Regions from separate parts of the Homo sapiens genome. Here region 2 is linked to region 1. A link is a contact called in ENCODE Hi-C or POLR2A ChIA-PET data. All regions are on one chromosome and are shown on one strand. Each heading gives the region's core, a stretch centred on a gene start or an enhancer-like site at or near the end of the contact. The rest is flanking DNA. Distances are from core to core; before and after follow the strand shown.

Region 1 (5,942 bases), core at 960-3,459:
CCCACACGAGGGCACAGCTCAGCCAGTGCCCATGCACACCCTATTAAAGCCCCAGGGAGGAGTACACGGGATCGAGTCCCTGAGAGAGAACTCAGGCTGTCCTTTCCAAGAACATCGAAGGAGCAGGGTTGGAGCAGTCTGCCCCCCTCACCCACGCCCTGGCTCAGTAGGGACCCCAGGTACAGGCATGGCCCCAGCAGCCCTGGGACCCCACTTCCCGAGTTGCCTTTGACTGGACAAGGGGACCACTTAACCCCTCTTAGCCTAACCAGATTCTCCTTCCTGAGGAACCAGATTTGGGAAAAGGGTCTGGCCTTACTTGGCCATGGAACCTGCAGGGAGACAGCAGCAGAGGCCAGTCCTAGGATCCCAACCCTTCCCCATCCCTGGGTCCAGCTCCTCCTGGGGCCCAGCATGCCCCTACCCTGGGACCTCAGGAACCACCCTCGCACCTGCAGAAGGGAGCCCCCATGGGTTTCTGCCTCCCACAACCACAGTCCCCAGTAACTGCTCGAGGTTCTAAGTCCCCTGAGGACACTGCCCAGAAGGCCCCCCAAAGCCAGTGCACCCCTTTCATGGATCTGGATTCAGCCATGGGGGATGGGAGCTTTTGTCTCTCCTTCCTGCAGAATGTGAACTGGAACTCTGCACTAACAGCGTGCCTCACAGAGGACACCCAGGCCCAGAGCAGAGCTCTGTGGGGGCACAAGGACAAGGCAGCTCACGGATGTCCCACTTAACTCCACATGGGCCCATCAGGCCTGGCTCCGAGGCACAGAGCTGATGCTAAGAAACCTGTCTGTAGCGACACAGGAGTAGGTGGCAGGGCCAGAACTCACACCAAGTCTGTCTGTCTGACCTCAGGGCTGGGTCCTGCACTCCTCTCCCCTCCAGCCCCCTCGCAGCATGATGGAGACGGGGAAAGAGGCAGGGGAAGGCTCGTCTGTGCCTCCCAGGATGGGGGTCTCTGAACCTGGAAGAAACCGACACGCCCCCGGGAAGGCACTCCACGCCAGTGTCAGGGTGACGCAGGGCCCCTCTGTGGGTGCCGTCTCAGATGGGTCCTTTGTGCCTCCCAATGCTCGATTGTGTGTTCCGTCACACACTGTGCAAGGAGCAGGGGCTGCACCGCCAGCGTGGGGAATAATGGCCCCACTGTTCCCCATTACTCACCCACTGCTCCTTCTGGGCCTTGGGTGGGGGATTGGGGGCTGACAAGGTTAGCAGCTACATACCAGGGCCCCAGAAGCTGCATGTCTTCCTCCTCCGGGGTAAGGAGGAGCAAGGTGAAGGACCCAGAGCACGAAGGGAGAGCTGGAGGGCTCTCTCTGGACTGCAGCCAGCCTGCCGAGGCCAAGCAGTTCCTGGAATAATCCGCCCCACATGATGGCTCTGATTTACAGCTGGGGTCCAGGCTCCAACTGGCAGGAATGGGACCAGCTGGAACTTGTGACCCACCTGTCCCCAGACAGGGACGATTCTGGGTGGGGACCAAGGCCAGGACGGCATCCTTATGCCTGGCATTCAGATCACAGCGGTTGGCTCCTGTCCCTGCTGGCTTCTCACTGCCTCTCTCTGTGCAAAGGTGTCAAGCCCTGGGCAAAATGTATGTTCCCCTATGGCAAAACGCTCTAGCAGCAACCAGGAGGGAAAAAACAGCACAGCCAGAGCAGCCGTTCCAGGTTTTCCCAGCCAAGCTACAACTGCACACAGGAAGCACACGCTCAAACGCCCAAGCACCCTCGGCTCCAAATTCACGAGGGATCCAAACCAGGCACTGCAGGATTGCCGTGGGCCCTGAACGGCCCTCCCGCTGCGTATGGGATGAGGGACCTGTGATCGCTGGTGAAGAAATTAGCTTTGTTGCATAGGAAGCACTTGTTGAGGGGCTTGGACCGATTCACTGAGAGGTTAGACCGTAAGTCCACTGGGTACACCAGGTCCCTCAGGAAAGCCACGTGAGGGCACAGGCAGCACCCAGAGACACACACCTTCGGGGGAAGCAGAGGCTCCCAGCGCTCGCCGCTCTGGGAGACCACAGGCGAACCCCCTGCACCTCCCTGGCCTTGGCATTCTTAGCACCATTGTGGGGATCGATGCCCAATCAGCTCTCCTCCCTCCTCCCAGCCTGAGCCCAGCCAAGCAGCACCTAAGGCAAGAAGAGGTGAAGTGCCCACCCCTCAGCCTGTGGGCCTGCCGGGCCACCAGACTGCAGCGCTCCCGCCACCTAGTGGCAGGCCTGCGGTCCTCACCTGGAACAGCCACTGGAGCAGGGATACCGGGCAGTCAGGCATGTGCAGGTAGAGGATGTTCAGGAGGCCACTGCGCAGGAAGGAGAGCTGTTGGGCTGGCGGGGAGCTGGGAGGCAGAGGGCTGAGGTTAGGGGAGGCCTCTGTGCCAGCACACTTGTCTCGGTGACACCGCGGGAGGCTGTCACTACCCAGCTTCACTGGCTGTTGGGAAGCATATCTGTAACGCTAGAGACAAATGTGCTTTTCAAGCCCTCAGTGCATGATCTGTCAGAAGGAAAAGAACCCAGGCTAGCATCAGAATCACCTGCTCTTCTTGAATGTTGCGTGAACACACCTCATGGTGTTTAAAACACATGGCGGGTGGCTGGAGGCAGTGGCTCACGCCTGTAATCCCAGCACTTTGGGAGGCAAAGGCGGGTAGATCACGAGGTCAGGAGTTCAAGACCAGCCTGGCCAACATGGTGAAACGCTGTCTCTACTAAAAATACAAAAATTAGCCAGGCATGGTGGCATGTACCTGTAATCCCAGCTACTCGGGAAGCTGAGGCAGGAGAATTGCTTGAACCCGGGAGGTGGAAGTTGCAGTGAGCCAAGATCATGCCACTGCACTCCAGCCTGGGCAACAGGGCAACACTCCGTCTCAAACAAACAAAAAAACATGGTGGGGCAGTGCAGTCTGCCCTTTCCATTTGACCACAGGGGAAAGTGGAATATTTGCCAAGGGTGTGGAAAGGTGAGGAGTGAGGCCAGGAGTGGGTGTCTTAGCCTCGGGTTCCTCCAGCTGCAAGGGGCGGGCACGATTACCCCCACGAGGCCAGCGTCTCGCGATCTGGTTACACAGGGCGTTTCTGCTCTGCCTTATGTTTTTCAGATACAAAGGGGACACCTGAGAAGACCGGAAAATAACAGAAAGGGGCCCGGGATGAAGACATTCTGGGAAGGAAATACCAAACAAGAGTTCCATAGAGGATTCTTCAGAAACCATGTGAGCTGCAAGTGTCCCAGATTCCAGGGATGGGGGCGTGCTCAGACCAGCCACGCGGCTGTGGCTGTGACCGTGTGCCCATTCACACCACCCCCTCGGGCCTCTTCCTCCTAACAGGAGCTCTCAAAATCGGCGCTGGTGTGGAGATGAGCCCTGCCTTGGGGACCACTGACCCGGTAGATCACCTTGACCTACAAGATTCCAGATCTTTGCAAAATGAGTTGTTGAAATGTTTCATATGGTTGTAGGGCCTCTGGTAGAAGGTGCTTCAGAAGTCATTTTATAGGGGGTTGGCTGGACTTTGTCACCGTTCCTGAGCTCCTGGTCATCCCCAGAGAGCCTGGGTTTGGGGTAGGATTCTCCTACGTCCTGCGCATTTTGTGACCACCATCTTTGCTTGCTCTCTCTAGACCACGTCCCAAAGATCATTAACATGGATTCCAGGAAATGAAAACGTAAGTCACATTTGTTCTTCTTTTTAATGGCCCAAATGCATGCAAAGAACATTTCAGAAAGTACTTAACGTTGCCACCCTAGATAAAAAGTTTTTCAGTCAGCCCAACCTCCTCCTTCTGCTTCTCCTCCTTCTCCTTTAAAAAGGACATCATTTTTTAATCTGCCAGGAACAGAATGCTACAAAACAAAGATTATCCTCTGAGCCAAGCTGCTGTCTCTCTGAGAATGTCCAGGCAGTTTACAAATTGCATGTTTTTTCTCTAAGTCATTTAAGTTCAGAGGAGAAAGCAGCTTTGTTCCTGTGGTTGTGAAGTTTACCACCCTGAAATAGACCTTCGTTTGTACATACAAATACACGTGCACCCCAGGACTGCTGGCATGCTCCATTCTATCCACGTGCCCGGTCACATGGAGACTTTCAGGGACTGACCCCAGCAAGACGCATGGTTCAAGAACATGCACAGCAGCCCGAACGCAGACAATACCCATGTAAACAATGTCTGGAGGACCTTGCAAGTTGGCAGAACCCCGACAAGGGCCATGTGGTGAGGAGGCTGGCGCTTCAGGGACTCTGAGGAGACGCTGGCTCTGGCATTCTGCTGGAGGGGGCACCCCGCCAGTTTCTTAGTGGGAGAATTGATTGTACAAGGCCCTGTTGGCTCAGATCAACACATTTCTAACTGCTGCTCCAAGGGAGAGACCCCACAGTTGCAACATCTCCCTTCTGCTATGTGGGCTTTGCAGTTTCTGCCAGAGAAATGATTGATTGGCCTCTGAGTTCATTGCTGCTGAGAAAATTTTGTCTATGGGACCAGGAGCAACAGAAAGCCAGAAAGGACATAGTCCTGCTCTGCCCTGAGGTGACTGGCTTTCAAGGAATTCTGTGTTTAGGGTTAGAGGCAAGGACTCCCCTCTGCAGGCCGAGTGCATGCTCGGTGGGACGGGAGTGCTGCTTCTCCTTGGCTCAGCCACAAGCCCTTCCACGCCCTTCAGGTTATCACAGGGTGACCTCAAGCTTGGCTGCTGGGCAGGGAATGGGCCTTGTGCACAGACAATGCCTTAACTCTGGGGAAAGGAGGAGGATCCCAACAGCAGCACCTGGGCTGGGAAGCCTGGAGGAAAAGGGAAAAAGGAAAGGGGGTGGGAGGTGTGTGCAGTGAAAGCTCAAACGCCTTGGGTGACAGAATTGGCTGTTGTCAGAGTCACGTCCCCACATCAAGAACACGGATGCTGGGTCCAAGGGGGTGCCTCTGTCCACGGCCAAGCCAATGCTGAGGTCCGAAGTTATCCTGAGAATGTTGGAGGGCCCTGGAGGGAGAGACAGAGGGACAGAGCCTCCATCGGCAGCAGATACCATGCAGGCCTGGCTGAGTGGGAAGCCCCCAGCTGTCAGACCTGAGGATCCCATGAAGGGAGGTTCCCATCGGAGTCCTCAGCTGTGACTAGAGATGAGGAGGGAGCTGCTAATCCCCAGCCATGACAGCAATGACAGTGGGCAGGTGTCTGCCTCCACCCTCGCCGCCCACTGGAGCAGAAGGAAGCGAGGGAAGGACATCAGCTACAACGGGGAAACCCGCAAAACCAGTGACAGGAAATGGGGGCAGCTGGGCTCAGCACACGGGCCTTCCTAAGCAGAGCTCTGACCAGCTTCATCTTGGAATTTCTGTTCCTTATCACACCCAAGGGAAGATTCTTCCCGCCTCAACCTCCTCATTTATTTTATGGGCAGCAGTCCCAGAGGGCAAGGTCTCTAAATGCCTTTAGAATCCCAAGTGATGGCCGAAGGATAAACACCAAGTGTAGTTATTTATACGTATCAGCTCCTGGGCCTTTGCCAAGTTACTCAAATCAGTCTGAATAAAATGCCTAAATACAATAGAAACCAATAGCAACCAAAGCGTTCACCTATGGCCTTTTGCTTTCTCTTTCTTTGTTTAAACATAAGAGAGGCCAGATGCAGTGGCTCATGTCTATAATCTCAGAACTTTGGAAGGCCCAGGCAGGAGGATAGCTTGAGGCCAGGAATTTGAGACCAGCCTAGGCAACACAGTGAGACCCTGTCTCTAAAAAAAAATACAAAACTTAGCTAAGCATGGTAGTGCACACCTGTGGTCCCAACTACTTGGGAGGCCGAGGCAAGAGGACCTCTTGAGCCGGGAGTTGGAGGCTGCAGTGAGCTGTGATCGTACTACTGCACTCCAGCATGGGCAGCAGAGCATGGGCCTGACTAAAAACAAGAAAAAAATGAA
Region 2 (5,942 bases), core at 1,274-3,773, 110 kb before region 1:
TAATCCTATAGCTGGTCCAGCTGCTCCAGCACCGTTTGTTGAAAGGCTGTCCTTCCTCCATTGAATTACTTTTGCACCTTAAAGTCAGCTGGGCATATTTGTGTGGTCCTGTTCCCGTGATGATCTCGGCTCTGTCGATCTGTGTGTCTGTGCCTCTGCCAGCATTGCACTCTTGGTTCACATAGCTATATAGTAGATCTTGAAATCAGCTGGACTGATTCCTCCTCTCACTCTATTCTTTTTCAAAATATTTTTGCTATAAATTTGTATATGAATTTTAGAATAACCTTGTCTACATCTACAAAACATCTTCTAGGATTTTGATAGGAACTGCATTTAACCTGTATGTTAATTTGAGGAGAATTGATATCTTTACTGTATTCTGTCTAGCAATCCATGAACATGGCATGTCTATTTAAATCTTTGATTTCATCACGTTTTATAATTTTCAGCATACAAGTCCTTGCATATTTTGTTAGATTTAAACCGAAGTATTTCCCTTTTTCAGCAATTGTAAACAGTACATATTTTTAACTTTTGTGTCTACATGTTCATTTCTAGGAGGTAGAAACAGGTTTTTGTGTGTTTATCTTGCACCCGAGATTTTGCTGGACTCCCTAGTTGTCTGCTTTCTGTAGATTCCTAGGATTTCCCACATAGACAAGCATGGCCTCTGCATGAGAATACCTGGATCCTCCCCTCAGGGCTTCTGACTTAGGGTCTGGACATCAGGACTTTTTAAACCTTCCTGGTGATTCTGATAAGCAGCTGAGGTGGAGAACCACTGCTCTTTGACCTTGTCGTCAGTGAGCAGAGGTGCCTTAAGCACAAAAGCCTAGTGCCAGGACCCCGCATCCCGCCCACTCTGCACTCGGCCTATCTTGCTGTCGGCCGGCATGGCTAACAGGCGTGGGCCCTATCAGACAGTCCCTGGTGACTGAAGCATGGGCTCCTCTCGGCCCAGGAAAGACGGCTAGGCTGTAATGGATAGCCAGTTTTAATGAACAGAGGATACTGATTGGTATAAAAAGGTGTGTTTGTCACTGAGGTGTCCTCATTTTCTAGATGAGGAGTTGTCTTCTCCATGGTCTTGAACGCCTGCTTCGCCATGGCACCAGCGTCTGGGTGCACGCTGGCTGTCGCCACAGGGCAGGAGCTGCTCATGGAAAGGTGTGTGCCCCTAGTGTGCAGCACTGGTCAGCTTTTCCACATAGTAACAACAGCCTTGTTCTGGGCCTGAGAAGGCCCCCAAAGGTAGACGAAAAGGAACCATGGCCAAATGCCTATCAATCAGCCCGGTACCTAATGTAACCCAGGACCCATGTGAGGGAGGCTGAGCCTTCACCTTTCAGCCCTTCCCTCAGCATGTGGTTCTCAGTTTAGGGCAGAGCTTCTTAAGATTCACTTTCTGGCGTTTAGGGGCCCAGCCCCACCAGCAGTACAGGCCTACACCAGTGTAATTTGAAACGTACAGACGGTGGAAGAGGAAGTCTAGGGAGCTTGGGTCCTTAGACCACCAGGGAGCAGGGAAGGGATGGGAAGGGCTGGGGGGCGGCGGGGGCTCACCTTCCTCTGCTTCCCTGTGGGCTGGGTTCAGAGCTCCTCAGTGTCCTGGCCTCCCAGGTGGGATCAAGCAGGGTGGGTGCAGCTGCAGCGTTCCAGGCAAGAGCTCAAGCTCCAGTACCAGGAACATAAGGGGACATAAGGGCCTCAGGCAAACTAGGGTTACGGGCCACTGCCCCAAGAGTTGAGTGGGCCACAAGCAATCCCCAGTGCCCAGGCGCTTCCCCATGAGAGCCGCCAGCAGGCAACGGTGTGCCAGGCCGGCCTGAGCGGGGCCAGTACACAGTGGGTGCGAGGCTTCTCTCAAATGCGCGCTCCAGCTCATCAGTCTTAGGGCTTCTGAGGCAACCTAGTGGGTCCTGGACTTCTGTTGCTGTGGGGCCTCAAACCTGTTGAGTAGCCACCTCAGATGACCAGAACCCACCTCCAGAGTTCCTATGACCAAAGTTGTCTAGAGCCGCTCCGGACACTGCCAGGGTTGCTACTGACAGGAATGGGGTCCCCAGAGAAAGCCATGCCCACAGGCATCCACCAGCTGCAGACAGGCCCGGCCCCTGCATGGCCTGCCTTGGCTGCACCTTGTACATCCTGGATGGCATCTGCCGGCCACGGGCTGAGTCCCCACACACACAGACTGGCCCTGGAGAGAGCAAGGCAAGCCCCCTAACCTGGGACAAGTGGACACTGAGGACTCCCAGACCCAGCCCTGGGTGGCTCCAGCTTGGGACTGCTCCCTTAAGGCTCGTTCTTGGCCCTCACTCTCCTCCCCTTCCTGGCCCTCATCTGGACCCGCGCTTTCTGCTGCCTTGTGGTCCTCTGCTCCAGCCCTGGGAGGGAACGCGGCTCCCCTGACACTCGAAGCCAGGGAGGCCTCTCTCTTTGCCTGCTGGGCCCGGTGCCGCTCTTCAGTTCTGCCAGGGCTGCTGAGGCGGCACAGGCCAGAGAGGGAGGAACCAGGGCTGAGGGCAGGAACCACAGAGGTGCAGACGCGGGGGCGGGGCACAGGATGGAATGGTGGCAGTGCGAAAGGCGCGGCGGGGGGCGGTGCTGCGGTCAGCACCGGGTGCGGGGATGCGCCACGTGGGCCTGCAGGGCCTCCCGGATGCCGCGCTGCCAGTCTCGAGCCAGCTGCACCGGGGTCACGGAGGCCTGGGAGCAACGGTGTGGGTCAGTCCCTTGCAGGCGCTCCACCCGCCCTCGGGTCAGGAGCCAGGGCTGCGCCCACACTCACCGCGTTCCGCACCCCCAGCTCGGCCCCATAGAGCAGCAGTAGCTTCATGGCTTTGTAGCTGCCGTGCCGCACGGCCTCGTGCAGAGCCGTGTCCCCTTCCTGCTGAGAACGCAGGCAGTCAAGCTTCTGCCTCCGCGTGCTGCCCTCCTCATGCAGGAAGGTCAGGGCTGCTGTCACCGAGCAGACAGCACCTCTGGTCCTGGCTGGGGCTCCTCAGTCCCTGCTCCTCTGGAGCTGTCCGAGCCGGAAAAGACCAAGCGCCTGCCTTACCTTATCCTGTGCGTTCAGGTGGGCGCCACACTCGATGAGGTGCTCCAGGCAGTCGGGGTGCCGGGTGCGCACTGCCACGTGCAGGGGGGTGCTCCCGATCTGAGAGCAAGTGGGGGTCAGTGCTGGGTCTGGATTGGTGAGGCCTCCCTAACCCATGGGACTACGTGCTCTCTTCTCCAGGAACAGCGTCTGCTCCCGTGTTCCCGACAGGCCCCCAAAGCACCGTGCCCCTCACCTTGTCCCGGGCATTGACCCGGGCTCCCTGGTTAAGCAGCTGTTTGAGGATGACCAGATGTCCTCCGCGGCAGGCCCAGAACACAGGTGTCCTGTCCAGCTGCAAAACAAAAGCACCCAAGCACTCAGCTGCTGGGATGTGAAGCTGGGCGTCGACCAGAGGCTGGGCCTTTCCCCATCCTCACCAAGTCTCGCGCGTCCACTGTGGCACCTGCCACCAGCAGCTTGTTCACCAGCTGGCTGTGACCCTTCAGACAGGCCCAGTGCAAGGCGGTGCGGTGGAGCTGAGGGCAGAGATGGAAGATTAGGCAGAGGGAGTGCAGCCACCCCTAGAGACCCCACGCGGTCCCCTTCCCAGGGCCAGGTCCCTGAATGGAATTGCCACTTCCCCCACCACGCGATGGGCCGCTCCCTCTCCTCCGTCTGCAGGTGCCACTGGATTCATGCCCATAAGAGTGAAAATCCCTGCAGCCTCCTAGGCCAGGACTTGAACACACTGAAGGCAGCGCTCCTGCAGCTGCAGCTGCTGCCAGCCGACTCACCCAACCTGTGCTACCTTGTCATGGGCATTGGGGTCCCCTCCGTCTGTCAAGTACTTGTCAATCAGGTACTCCTGGTTCTCAGCAGCTGCCTTCAGGAACATCTCCAGGCCCACAGGCTCCACCTGGGCCTGGGACTGCGGCTGGTTCAGTTGAAGACAAGACCAAATCACTCCCGAAGGCCGCAGGTGCCCAAGATGTCACAGCTTCACCAGTCTGGCCCACGGGTCCCATGCAGCCCACCAAGGAACACTGCTGGCTCGTACTAATGCAGTTTCTTATTCTAATCCCACGCCAGGAGATTGAATAGACTGTGTGTGTGTGAGCGTGTGTGTTATGGATTGACTTGTATCTCCCCAAGATTCGTATGAAGTACTAACCCCAGGTACCTCAGAATGTGACCTTATTTGGAAACAGAGTCACTGAGGATGTAATTAGTTAAGATGAGGTCACACCGGCGTATGGTGGGCCCCTCACCAATATGACTTGTGTTAAAGTGGGCTCTAATCCAATGTGACTGATGTCCTTATGAAAGGGGACACGTGGGCCGGATGCGGTGGCTCATGCCTGTAATCCCAGCACTTTGGGAGGCTGAGGCGGGCAGACCACAAGGACAGGAGATTGAGACCATCCTGGCTAACACGGTGAAACCCCATCTCTACTAAAAATACAAAAAAAAATTAGCCGGGCGTGGTGGCGGGTGCCTGTGGTCCCAGCTACTCGGGAGGCTGAGGCAGGAGAATGGCATGAACCCGGGAGGCAGAGCTTGCAGTAATCCGAGATCGTGCCACTGCTCTCCAGCCTGGGCAACAGAGCGAGACTCCGTCTCAAAAAAAAAAAAAAAAAAAAAAAAAAAGTTGGGGGAGACACATGGACACAGGCATGCACACAGGCAGAACGCCCAGCAAACATGAAGGCAATAGTTGGGTGATACATCTACAAGCCAAGGAACGCCAAAGATCACCAGCATCCACCAGAAGCCGGAGAGGCATGAAGGGATTCTCCCTCACCACCCTCAGAGGGAACCAGCCTCGCCAACACCTTCCTGTTAGCCTTCCAGCCCCCAGGACAGCGAGGTGACACATGCCTGCTGTTGAGGCTGTCCAGGCTGTGGGACTTTGTTATGGCAGCCCTGGCGGACACATCCGCGGGGGCTCTGGAGTGGATTTAATGGGCTCCCCAGGCACTGGCTGTGTGGTCCTGGCCTGCAGTGCCCACTCTGCCCCAAGCCCTTCCTCTGGAACTGGAGCCCTGGTGTGTGCACTGCCCTAACCCCGACCTCCCACTCACCTTAACCAGGGGCTCAGGTTTCCTGGGGGGGACTCTGTGTCTCAGTCGCTTTTTCCGTCTTTGAACCAAGTTTTCCAAGTCAGCCAGGTTATCCAGATTAAATCTGGTACTGTTAAATCTTTCAAGCTGGGGCAGAAGACAAGACCATGCCAGCCATCAGCCGCTGGTCAAGAGATCTCTCTGCCCTGCCGACAGGAGACACCAGCTGCTCAGGCTGCCCCACCAGAGTCCCTCCAGGCCTCACTGCTCAGCCGGCCTCAGGGATTAGCCACTGCCCCCAACCCCGGCCCCCGCCCCTCTCTCACTTTCTTCTTCTTCTCTTCTTCCAATTTCAGCTTCTCCCGGGCCACAGCCTCTTGGGGGCCCCTCCTCCAGTCACTAGGCCAGGCTCCAGGGTCAGGAACTCCATGTCCAAATCCCAACACTTTCCCTTCAACTCTTTCTCCACTTACCTGTAGGAACAGGATATGAGTACTGAGTTGGGAAAATTGGAGGAACCCTTAGAAAACAGAGCTGTGGAGTAGCAGGGAGCTGTCTTATAAGGGCAGATGTCACAAGGCTGGTGCCCGGGATGGGAGCCGGCCTCAAAGCTCCTGCAGTCCAGAGTGCTGGCAAGCTCCCTCACCCTGTGGGTGCTGCAGGCTCCGCAACTGTGTCATCAGCTGACACCCAGGGGGACAACGGATCCCCGCCTACCCTGCTCCTGTCAGCAGGAACACAGCTGGGGGGACATGAGGCCACAACCTATTTATACTGCTGGGCATTTGCCCAGGTAGCCTCAGGGCAGATGACACCTTAGCTTCCCCCATGTTGTT

Evidence for each region. A loop is a pair of places that touch in the nucleus more often than their neighbours do. ChIA-PET counts read pairs that join two places held with the same protein, here RNA polymerase II (POLR2A). Pooled maps may share reads with other maps.
Region 2: a loop to region 1 is called in a pooled map, with 4 times the contacts of the local background. The contact joins two enhancer-like sites. A Hi-C loop is called at or near these places in 1 of 168 maps with a recorded cell type or tissue (tibial artery), 1 of 37 single-sample maps with no recorded cell type and 7 of 50 pooled maps. POLR2A ChIA-PET finds 5 or more read pairs at or near these places in 14 of 52 experiments (CD4-positive, alpha-beta T cell, CD4-positive, alpha-beta memory T cell, CD8-positive, alpha-beta T cell and 10 more).

What each region holds. Positions count from the first base shown.
Region 1 is chr2:96,949,127-96,955,068 of GRCh38, forward strand. It overlaps FAM178B (family with sequence similarity 178 member B), which reads right to left. Exons shown (of 17, transcript NM_001122646.3): 7 at 2,253-2,358. Among named protein-coding and RNA genes, the nearest start is that of FAM178B, 34 kb to the right of the region's middle. RefSeq lists enhancers at 896-1,537, 1,538-2,177. Within about 2 kb of position 2,210, at least 8 of the 41 ENCODE cell types and tissues checked have a DNase peak (open chromatin) inside an H3K27ac peak, as active enhancers do.
Region 2 is chr2:96,836,933-96,842,874 of GRCh38, forward strand. It overlaps ANKRD23 (ankyrin repeat domain 23), which reads right to left. Exons shown (of 9, transcript NM_144994.8): 2 at 5,433-5,579; 3 at 5,128-5,253; 4 at 3,855-3,980; 5 at 3,484-3,582; 6 at 3,300-3,398; 7 at 3,065-3,163; 8 at 2,795-2,893; 9 at 980-2,712. The coding sequence ends at 2,617. It also overlaps a transcript of CNNM3 not described here. Among named protein-coding and RNA genes, the nearest start is that of ANKRD23, 4.1 kb to the right of the region's middle. RefSeq lists enhancers at 393-949, 950-1,504, 4,536-5,141 and silencers at 2,644-2,703, 2,844-2,943. Within about 2 kb of position 2,524, at least 4 of the 41 ENCODE cell types and tissues checked have a DNase peak (open chromatin) inside an H3K27ac peak, as active enhancers do.